Regions from separate parts of the Homo sapiens genome. Here region 1 is linked to region 2. A link is an interaction called in ENCODE POLR2A ChIA-PET data of the cell type or tissue named here. Cell type or tissue: CD4-positive, alpha-beta T cell. All regions are shown on one strand. Each heading gives the region's core, and the rest is flanking DNA. Links, peaks and the distances in the headings are about the cores only. Region 1 holds the start of CD46 (CD46 molecule). Region 2 holds the start of MIR29B2CHG (MIR29B2 and MIR29C host gene).

What was found. ChIA-PET counts read pairs that join two places held together with the same protein. Peaks named below come from ENCODE experiments on the same cell type or tissue, not always from the same donor. Only the 100,000 strongest peaks of a DNase experiment are listed, where the experiment ranks them.
Region 1: POLR2A ChIA-PET joins it to region 2 with 13 read pairs; 10 of 35 experiments call an interaction of 5 or more read pairs at or near these places.

Annotation. Positions count from the first base shown.
Region 1 is chr1:207,749,349-207,754,721 of GRCh38, forward strand. CD46 (CD46 molecule) reads left to right here and starts at 2,706. Exons shown (of 13, transcript NM_172351.3): 1 at 2,706-2,961. The coding sequence starts at 2,865. RefSeq lists silencers at 2,547-2,656, 3,236-3,593 and an enhancer at 2,757-2,966. In CD4-positive, alpha-beta T cell, for the core only: no CTCF peak of the experiment used is centred there; a DNase peak (open chromatin) is centred at 2,663; H3K4me3 peaks cover 2,452 bases; H3K27ac peaks cover 1,416 bases.
Region 2 is chr1:207,821,142-207,826,514 of GRCh38, forward strand. MIR29B2CHG (MIR29B2 and MIR29C host gene) reads right to left here and starts at 1,562. Exons shown (of 6, transcript NR_135299.1): 1 at 1,063-1,562. It overlaps LOC148696 (a long non-coding RNA gene), which reads left to right. Exons shown (of 1, transcript NR_026817.1): 1 at 1-1,455. RefSeq lists enhancers at 1,253-1,432, 3,203-3,252, 4,799-4,918 and a silencer at 1,573-1,752. In CD4-positive, alpha-beta T cell, for the core only: CTCF peaks have their summits at 2,993 and 3,211; DNase peaks (open chromatin) are centred at 1,710, 2,890 and 4,850; H3K4me3 peaks cover 3,902 bases; H3K27ac peaks cover 3,318 bases.

The sequences.
Region 1 (5,373 bases), core at 74-5,073, 72 kb before region 2:
GTCACTAAAATGATCTCAAGGCTAAGGGATAGACCACAGCTCCACTTCACAAGTAAGCTTGCAACACCTGATTTAGGAAAGTTTGCTGTGCAGACAGTTGTAGCTCATCCCTTTTACAGACCAATCTTGATTTGTTTCCTAGGGTTAAAATTATTTAAATCAAAATCTCTCAGAACTTTGTGGGCATTTGGTAAATTCATGCTGGGGGAGAACTGGCAGAGACATGTTAAATGCACTTGACCACAAGAACCATTTATTTCATCCAATATTTACCAGTTATTCATTGTACACCTACTATAGATTTTGGCACTGTAGATATGAGAAAATGCTATCCCTGACTCACGAAACTTATCCAAAAAGTAGAGAACAAGGCTCAGCCATTCAAATAAAGCCTCAGTTGAATCAAATAAAAATAAGTTTTAAATATTTAATGTGAAAGTCTTCGAGTATGTTAAGAATGGCTTAACTCAGGGATAGAAATTTTACTGATTGAAAGAAAATTTCAACAAAATACCAATCTTTGAATCTAATTTGACACCCGAAACTAGGCAATCAAACATTAGCACTATTTTTTCTTCTATAGTTTATAATAAAATTTCTCATGAGAAAAAAAGACATTTTTCTTCCAAGCCTGAAAATGGATGGAGAATTTTTAATATTTATTGTTGCTGAGAACAGTAAATAGACTATCCACTTTCACAAATGAAGGCTGGCTTTGAGCCACAGAACATATCTGTTATATCACTCTTTGACACCATATATTAACAGAAATAATAATTTTCCCGCATTGAGTTTCCTATTTACCATCTCTTTAATTATACCCGCTTTAATTGCTGTCATGGAGTGTTGAATTTTATAATCCAAGATACTAAGATGTTTATCTGATATACCACCTCCACACTTAATGTCTTATAATCTCTGCCAAGAATTTAAAAATTTTTGTTGGTCGGACAGGAAGAGGAAATTCCATGGTTTGGTGAACCCAGAAATTGTTCAGTACATCTCGGTTATAAAACTGTGTTAAATACACTTAAACTCTATAATTCTATAAGACCCATTTTAGGTTTATACACTGAGCATCCAGTTCCTCACCGTCCTCTCATAGGTTAACCCTGTGTAATACAAGTTCTGCTCCCATAATTCTATGAACAAAACAGCCCTTGATATATAGGTTTGATTTTTTAAATACATTTTCTTTACTTTATTCTAAATGTAACATAAGGTCAACATAGAAAACTGAAAAGCATAAGGAAAGTGAAATATCTGTAATCTTATCAACCATTGTTAATTTTGCTGTATTCCTAGTTTCTTTTTATACATATCAATATGGTACTTTTGTTTTAATAAAAGGACTGCCAAAAGGCACATGCCAGTTTGGACTCTGCTTTTTCCACTTACAATGATATCATAGTTTCTCATATTTGGTATTCTTTTGCAATATTTGCTGCATAGAATTCCATCACACAAAGGTAACTGCCAGAAATTCTTTATTACTTTTGCTAGACACTTAGGGTTTACATTTTTTCAAAAATTAATCACATCAGAGTTTTGATCACATCAGAGCTTTGATCACAGCTCTGATGATTTCTCTGGGAACTGAGAGCCTAACACAAGTCATGTCCACTTTAAGACTTTTAACATACTGAAAAGTTATGTTACAGAGTGCTGGTCCCCCTGCAACACGTTCACTCACATTGGCTGACGTTTTAATTCTTTGCCAATCTGAGGGGAAGAAATGTCAACTCTTTGTTTGCTCTTTTAATGTCAGTCATGTCCTTTTCCTTTTACCGGTCATTCCGGTTTACTCACAATCCTACAAATCAATCCTGCTCATTCTTAATTTTCCAGTATTGTTCCTCAGATTGTTTCACCAGAAAAGTTCTCCCCCTTATCCACTCTTCACCTAACAATTTCTACCCATCCGAATCCTTCTGCATTTATTGCTTCCAGGAATTTGGCACTTAGGACACCCTTGTCCTTACATTGTTCATGCATGTATATTTCGTCTTCAATAAAAAATTTAGTTGCTCAAGGGCAAGGGCCCCATAGAGTCTCAATATTCTAATTGCCTGGTGTTGCTTAATAAATTAGATTCGGAAGGGTCCCCTCCAGGGAGGGGAGCAAAGGGCAAATTACCTTAGGGGCTGGGAGTGCAGAAGCCAAACCTTTGAGATTGTGAAAACAAGACGGCCCCGAGACGATCCAGTAGCAGGCATTCAAGCAAGAAAAACTCAAATATTGTTCCCAATAATGCCTGACTAATGCCAAATACCAAGTAAGGGCCCAGGCAGTCCTGACAGCCTGCAGTGCCCCAGGATAAAACTAACCCTGAGGGGTGCTAGCCCACGGTGACCCCCTGTCTAGACTCTGGATCTCTATTTTTAGGTCGAAGTGCTTTATTCTTGACTCCCGAATTCCCGGAAACTATTACCAAAGCAGCTTAGTTTTCTCTCCACCCTGCCTGGGTCACAAATATGACGGCGAGCCAGTCCTTTCCCGCAGGACGCCTCAGGCTTCCGGGATGGTAGGCCAAGGGCTTAGCAAGAAAAAAGGCGGCCTCGGGGAACCTGTTCTGTTAGGTTCCGCCAGGGCCTCCCCCTGACCTCTCGAAGGCCAAGGGCTGCCCATGAACGCCGAGGCTCCGCCCCGCGGCCCGCCGATTGGCCCCAGCCGCCCTGGTGACTCGACGCACTTCCGCCCCGGGCGCGGCTCGGGCCACGCCCACCTGTCCTGCAGCACTGGATGCTTTGTGAGTTGGGGATTGTTGCGTCCCATATCTGGACCCAGAAGGGACTTCCCTGCTCGGCTGGCTCTCGGTTTCTCTGCTTTCCTCCGGAGAAATAACAGCGTCTTCCGCGCCGCGCATGGAGCCTCCCGGCCGCCGCGAGTGTCCCTTTCCTTCCTGGCGCTTTCCTGGGTTGCTTCTGGCGGCCATGGTGTTGCTGCTGTACTCCTTCTCCGGTAGGACCCCGGGGCGGGTTCGCGCGTCCGCGGCGAGACTAGAGCTCTCCTCAGTCGGGCAAGAGTCGCGGGGCGGGGCTCACAGCAGGCCGTGCCTGTTTGGGGACAGGGTTCTCTGAGGGGTGCAGTGCTCAGATCCCGGGGGTATGTGGCGGGGAATGCGGGGACCACGCAGAGCCCGAGGTGAAGCTTGTTTGGTGGCGTCGTGTGCGCGGCCAGCATTTACGCAGGATCTGGCTGCGTCCCTAAAAAAAGCGTGAATCGTGTTTTCGGGATTGAGCCAGTCGGCCAGGGGAGCGCGGACTGGGCGCCCTAGGTGAGGGCTTGTTCTGGAGTGCACAGGTGCGTGGGAGTGTTGCTAGGGCCCGTGCTGTGTCCGTGGTGAGAGTTTGCCCTGTGTTCCCTTGGTGCCTTGGTGAGTGGGGTGTTCATTAGGGCTTGGACAGTACCCGCGGTAAGGGTTGCAGTGCGTCTGCTGTGCCCCATGTGCTGGGCTGGGCGAGCAGGGGCCTGGCCAGGTGTTGCTGGGAGCGTGCTGTGCGTAAGTGGCCTGTGTGCAGAGTTCACTGTGGGCAAGACAGCTCAACTGTTTGCTTTGAATGGAGTGAGCGCGGACTCTGGGGCTAGGGAGGGCATGTTGAGTGAGAGCAGGCTCTCGGTGCCTGGGGTTAGAGAGGTGGTAAGGGCGCGCCATGCTTTTTGTGCCTTCTGTGAACAGTCTCCGTGTTACCTGAGCTCCTATTAGTTTGTAAATGGCTGCTTTTTTGGGGGGTGGGTGGGCCATCGAGTCTTCTTCCTGTTCCCAACCAATATAGATAGTATCTGATTCCATTGCCTAATGGCTTTTTGACATTGTTTTCCTTCTTTTCATTACTTTGAGTCATATTTGAGAGATGTGAAACAACCTAAAAAACAATGGTAGCCAAACCTAGTGAGAAATTAGTATCCTAACAAAGGAAGGCAGATAATGTTAATCTTGTTTTCCCCTGCAGCTCATAAGCTAAAGCTTAAGGCCTATCCCACTAAATTTATTTTGTATTTCATTGAATGGAATCAATACTTTTAAAAATGCATGCTAGGCCAGGCGCAGTGGCTCACGCCTGTGATCCCAGCGCTTTGGGAGGCCCAGGCGGGGTGATTGCCTGTGCCCAGGAGTTCAAGATCAACCTGGGCAACATGGCAAAACCTTGTCTCTACAAAAAAATACAAAAATTAGCTGGGCATGGTGGTTTATGCCCGTGGTCCCAGCTACTCTGGGGGCCGAGGTAGGAGATTCACTTGAGCCCAGGAGGTGAAGGCTGCAGTGAGCTGTGATCATGCCACTGCACTCCAGCCTAGATGACAGAGTGAGACCCTGTCAAAACAAAACAAACAAACAAAAAAAAAACCCGCTAAGAAATACATGCTTATTGTGCGATACGAACAGAATCAAAAGACAGCTATTTTTAATATTTTGGCATATTTGTTTCTGCCTTCATGTGCGCGTCATGTGTATCTATGTCCAAATTATATTTAGGATCCAATAACATGTATAGTTTCTACGTTGCATTTTTTTCCTTAGGAGCATTCATTCAACGAATATGGGTCTTGTATGTCTGGTGCTATTACACTGGTAGGCAATAACAAACCATTCCTATTTTCTTGATCCTTTTTTCACTATTTGTTTACACACACATTCATGCAGGAAGATAAGCAGGGACTTTGTTTTGCTCAATGATAAGTGCTCAGTGCCGGGAACACAGTAGATAACCAATAAATTATTTGCTAAAATGTATTGGGATTGGCAGACATTAAAATCCAAAACATAATAGTGACAAATAAATTATGAACCAAGGGAAGTGCTCTGGAGGCAAGCAGTATAATTTTCAGATATAAATCTGACAGCATTTAACAAATGATTGGAGAGAGGGAAGGCTTCTCTGCTCATCAAACAGACTTTGGGGCATCTGTGCTTGCTGTTCCCTCAGCCCAGGAACATTCTCCTCCTGACCTGCTGCAGAAACAGTCTCGCTCTTCTGCAAACTCAGCTGGAATGTTACACCCTCAGAGACCTTCTCTGATCACCCCACCTCGCGACCCCCCCATCTCAGGTTGAACACATACAACCCAGTTCAAGTCCCTCTTCACTTGTAATCACCCTTTTAAAATGACCTTTTCTGTTCTTTGTCTCACCCTGTCAGAATGCAGGGATCCTGTCTGTCTTGTCGCACTTGTGGTTCCAAAAGCCCGATTTGTTTACCTCTGTATCTGTTAAATACCAGAAAATTAAATATACTATTTGGCTGGGGCTTAGAGCCTAGGAAAAAGTTCCTCCTGCCTCCAAGAGGAAGGTTCTTTAAAGAGCTATGCTCAGGATGGTCTTTCTGCGGTACCTAAAAAGCTAGGGCAGTGGCAGCTGAGAGCCAGAAAGGA
Region 2 (5,373 bases), core at 137-5,136:
CAGACGCCTTCCACCTGAATCCCCACCCAGGACTGTGTCCAAGGGTGGGACTAGGCGGCTCTGCCCCTAGAGCCACCTTCATTGCGGCAGCCACCACTGTGCCTGCCTCTGCTGTGCTTTTGCCCCCCCTTCCCCTCCTCCGTCATAGCCCCCGCCCCCCGCCCACTCTGCGGAACTGGCACAGCAGGACAGAAAAACCAACGCCACCATGTCGGAGACCAGCAGAAATGGCTCCAAAATGGCAGCTCATCAGAGGAGTCCAGAAAGATCATAAACCCACCCAGGGAAAAGAGGGGAAGCCAGTGACAAGGGGAGTAAACTGTCAAAACTACCTCCCAACCAAGCCCCCGATAATCATCACATCTTTTCCTTCAGAAACATCCTCTCAAAAATCAGATGGGACATGAGTGAAAGAAGGGTGCCACCCCCTCCACCAGAGAGGCCCTAGGGGCCATAGGTGGTATGGGGCACTCAGAAGGATGTTCTGTAGCCTCTTCCCCAAGATGAGGCTAGAAAACCACCACTTTTGTCCTCAAGCTTGGCTCCTGCCAGTAACTAGACAAGAGTTAGCCCTCCCAGGGATTGCAGTCCTTCACTGCTACCCAGTCAGACCCTCCCCAGCTCTATGGGCCCTGGGGAGCAAGAAGGTAGGGTTGCAAGGAAGGGCCGAGAAGGCGCGTGCCATGCCCTCAGTTATGTAATAAGAAGGGCGGTGCTCGTCCTAGGCCAGAGACCCAGGGCGCACTGCGCTTCCAGATGCGCAGTCACGGGTGGGGGCCACTGCGCATGGCGCAGGGCTTGGTAAACCCCCTCCCCACAAACGTGAGACCTGCGACAAAGACAGGTTAGAGAGCCGGGACCCTGATTTTTCGAGGCCTCCCTCCCCCAACCAAAGGCGGACAGCCTGCTGCCCTAGTTTTATTCTGATTCTCCTCATTCCCTAGACTGACAAACCTTTCTAACCCGGGGCCTCCAAACCTCCCGTCTCCCACTGACTTTTCTGGAAATCCCACCAGATGCGGAGTTTCGAGCAATTTCCTGGGGTCAGTCCCCCATCCTCACCTTTCCAAGCACCACGTAGTAGTAGCTTCCAGAAGGTAGATCTTTCCCATACTGGGCTCAGCTCACAACTGGCTCTTGAGGGCCTCTGGACAGCCCCGGACGTCAATGCAAATCTGTTGTCCCCAGGGAGTAGCCCAGAGTCAGCAGGAAGCCCAGGGTGGTGGCAGTATCAGCAGCAGCAGCTCTGCCCTACCTTGCCCATGCGTTTCCAGGGGAGCCAAGAATTATTTTGCCGCAACACTGAGGTGTGGCTGATTGGAAAATTCCCTTTTCCAACACCAAACTACAGAATAAATATTTTCTTCCAATTTGGTCAACCCTCTGCATACCCATCTCCCTAGCATTCTTCCCTCTAAATAAAAAGTTTTGGGAGCCCTGAGCTCTTCCTCCTTATAGTGCGTGAAATTTTAAAAGGCATAGGAAGAGGCTTCAACTGGGCAGTCAAAAGCAGGCATAGACACAGGAGCCTACGCACACCCCTAAAGAGATTTTAGAAAGCTGCTGGGCTTCTCCCCGCTCCCCTTTAAGCAAGTGAAATGCAAATTCAGATTTGATACCCTGCCCTGAGCCAATCAAAAAAAGCTTTTCACCTGCCATTGGCCCACCCACCAATCAGAGGAAGTGTCTGGAGGGAGAGCCCTCCCCTGGCCAATGGAAGGCCAGCTCAGTCACTTAGTTAATGATGCAGCAGTACAGGGAAGGCCATCACATGTGAACTGGAAGGGAGCCAACATGGAGACACAGAGAGCGCAAGGTAAACAACTTTCCAACGCCAAAAGGATGACATTTAATCTCTAAATGCTAGCTTCCCTTCTTAGCTCATCCTTAACCCCTCTCAGCTGGCCACAGAGACCCCAGGAGCCTCACTACCTGTCCCCATAGAGCTCCTAACCAGATGCAACAGTGACTGCGTCACCATTCCCCACTTTTCCCAACTACGCAGTGACAAACCTACCAGCTTTACCCCACTTCTCCCAGCCCACACCCCACCCTGGCCACTCGGCTCCCCACCAGCCTCAGAATCCCAGGGCCAGACCTTTCAATAAGGCAACCCCTGGGAAAAAACTGTCCCTCTGTCTTCCTTTCGGCACTTCTCACTCCCTTACCTTCCACATAAGACCTGCACGGACAGACAGATGGACGCTGACACCCAAACAACTTGGAGAACCAGTCTGTCTGTCCACTAGAAGGAAATAGGGTAAAAGCTGGGAGGTCAGGTGGGAAGCAGGGGATGGTTCACTCCTCTCACCTCTACCCTGGTCAGGCTTGAGCAGCTGACACTAGGGAAAAGAAATTAAAGTGGGAAAAAACCCTCCCTCAGAGAAATAAATAGCAAAAATCGAGAAAGAAGGTGAGAAAGACAGAGCACCCACATACACAGAGACAGCGCCCCTGATCCCAGCAAATACATACGTGGGGGAAGAAGGGGGTTACGCCATCAAGTCCTGAAGCCCGTCGGACCACCCATCGCCGCCTGCGCAGACCCAAATCTTGGTCCCGCCGTAAGGTGCCGCAGTCCCGAATGTTCCAGAATTTGGTCCCATCAAACCCTCCACCGTCGCCCCACAACCTCTTGCTCCCACCCCTGCCCCCCACCACCACCCCACCTCCTCCCCACGGGAACCGCCCGTGCCACCTTGCGTGTCATCTCCTAGCCTAGGCTACCCAGAGGCCTCTGGCCCTGACAGATCTCTGAACGCTCAGCAAGTGAGCTGGCAGAACCTGGTGCCCGGTGTTGCTATGACTTGTTTCTTGATTTCTCTCTCTCTCTCTGCTGCAGCACGGCTGTTGCTAGCAGACCTATCGACGGAGCTTGCTTGCTCGCTCGCTCTCTCACTCTCTCTCTCTCTCTCTCTCTCTCTCTCTCTCTCAGCTCTGTGACGCAGATCTAAATTCTCCAGTCTGCTCCTTGTGTTGCAAGAGCAGAACTGCAGCTTTTCCCCTGGAGAGCCGGAGGGCAGTGCCAAGGCTGGTCAAACAAGGCAAAAAAAGTTGGGCCTACACTCTGCTTCCTTGGCCACACTTTTCAGCTCACACCCTCCCACCTCACCCCTCCTGCACCTCACTGCTCTGGGGCATAGAGGTCCCTGTCCTTTCAGGCTCACTCCTTCCCTGAGGCCTTCTCAGGCATAAGAGTAGCTTAACTCTTTGAGTGGCAGCCCCCAGTGCCCAGACAGGGCTGCCCTGTACTAAATGTTGCAACATGTTTTCTTGAGCCATATGGGCTTCTCCAGCCCTGAGAAAAAATGTTCCTCACCCTGACCACTGTCCCATTAACTCTTTGTGCCACAGACAAGTCCAGGATTACAGTCATAGCTGATTTCTGTTGTTTTTTGCCTTTTTGGCCAAAAACCAGGACCTTTTTCTCCCTGGAATTTCTTAAGGACAAAAAGCGTAATTAAAACATTGCCTGCCTACCCCACACATGAGATCCTTCTATCAGGGCAGGAATTTGAAAAACCAAATTGAACTGCAGCCTGAAGAATCCAGAGTAAAACCAGTCTGGATATCCATCCTTCCTGGGCTCAAAATTTTAGGGCCTAGGTAAATACGTTCAATTACTTTTCAAGTAATTGGCCACACAGTCTCAGAGATTTGGGTTGCTGAGTCATTTGTTCCCAAGAAGATCTGACAACATGAAAAACAGCAAAACAGAGCAACAGCCAAGCCTGGACCTGAAGTGGCCAATGACTGGGTTCTCCTCTCCAGCATGGGCAGTCAAGCAAGATGAGCATCCACGAGCCGACCCCCAACCCCTCCACAATGTTCATGCATGGATGTCCACACTCCTGGAAACTCTTCCAGGAAGGGGTGGTCCACCAATGATCTAGAGATGGAGTGGGGTTGTTTTTGGATACTCACAGGTCTCCACTACAGCAAGCAAAGAGCCCCCAACATTTTCCTGCCCCTCCCCCCAGACGCAAAAATGCTTCCAAGAACAACTGAGATACTAAATCACTAGACCCTACATACCCAGATAGACCAAGGGAGTGTTGGGTTCCCACACTGCTACATCCAAAGAATGCAGAAAGGTTCCCGACAACCAGTTGTACCATATGAGCCTAGACTTGACCAGAAGTGAGTGAGATATTCAGGTCCTGGGTCAGGTAACTTATGAAGTCTATGACATCAAGAACCTTGCAACTTCCAGGAAGATGAATGAGAATGCGAGGCCAGGCAGCTACCTTATCCCATATCTGCTTCCCAGGCAGCCTTCTTCAAGCAACTACTCTGGGCCAAAGTTTCATCCGGCAGAAAGAAGGACCACTTGGAAGACAAGCATGGCACTACACAGTTTTAAAAGAAGACCAGAGTATCTGTGCCAGGCTCCCAGCAGGGGGGAAAGTGCTTCAAATTCACACCTTCTGGGCTCCAAGGTTGAGCATGCCAATAAAGAAGTTACCTACTGGTCTGATGACCAAAGGAACGTGGCCTTGATGGCACTAAAGCAAGTCCCCCAGAAAGGTCCTCTGGTTACTTAAATCCCATTTGCCGTAGTTTCCTTCTCCATGGAAGAAAAACATGCCTAAGTTCATGTCAGGACATTCCTGATTTATCCAAGAGCCCAGGATCAAATAAACAAAGGGCTCTGAGCTCTGCCAGGGAGCCTCCTCCTTCAGGAGGCAGAACTAGAGGGAAGTAGGCTTGGTACAGAGCTGGCCCATCACCCCATGAACTTGGTGAGTGACGTGGCTGCTCACTGCCATGGCGATGGGGATGTTACGGGTGGGTGGAAGTGAGAGAAGAGGCAAATAAGTCATGAGAGACGAAGCGAAAGCGAGGCAGGGTCACAGGAGGAACCTACAAAGCCACAGAATTTGTACAGAGGCCGACTGTAGTCTATGACCGCAGCAAAACTAAGCTGAGTCCCTGCAAAGATAAGTCCCCATCTCAGGGGTGCGGCATGAACCAACTATGACTCGCAAAAACCTATGACAACACTACGTTCAGCAAGGCTTTGTTTCCTTTCATTTTCCCTCTAAATCTTTTCCTTCCCATGACCCCGTTGGTACGGCTTTGATGACTGGAAGAACACTAGGGTTTTCGGTTTTGCTCCGGTTTGAATAAAATGACACAGACATACATGGAGTGGTTTTAAAGAGTGGAGAATTTAATAGGCAAGAAAGAAGGAAGAGGCTTTTCCTGTACAGAGACAGAGGGGGGCTTTAAGCCGAAAGAGGGAACCTTGAGTGCGGTGGAAAACAGCCAGTTATATGAGGAGGCTGGAGGAGGCAGGATTAAAACAGTCATTTTAGGTACCTCTGCCCAATTCTAGGTCTTCCTTCTATTAACCTGATTCTACAAGGCACC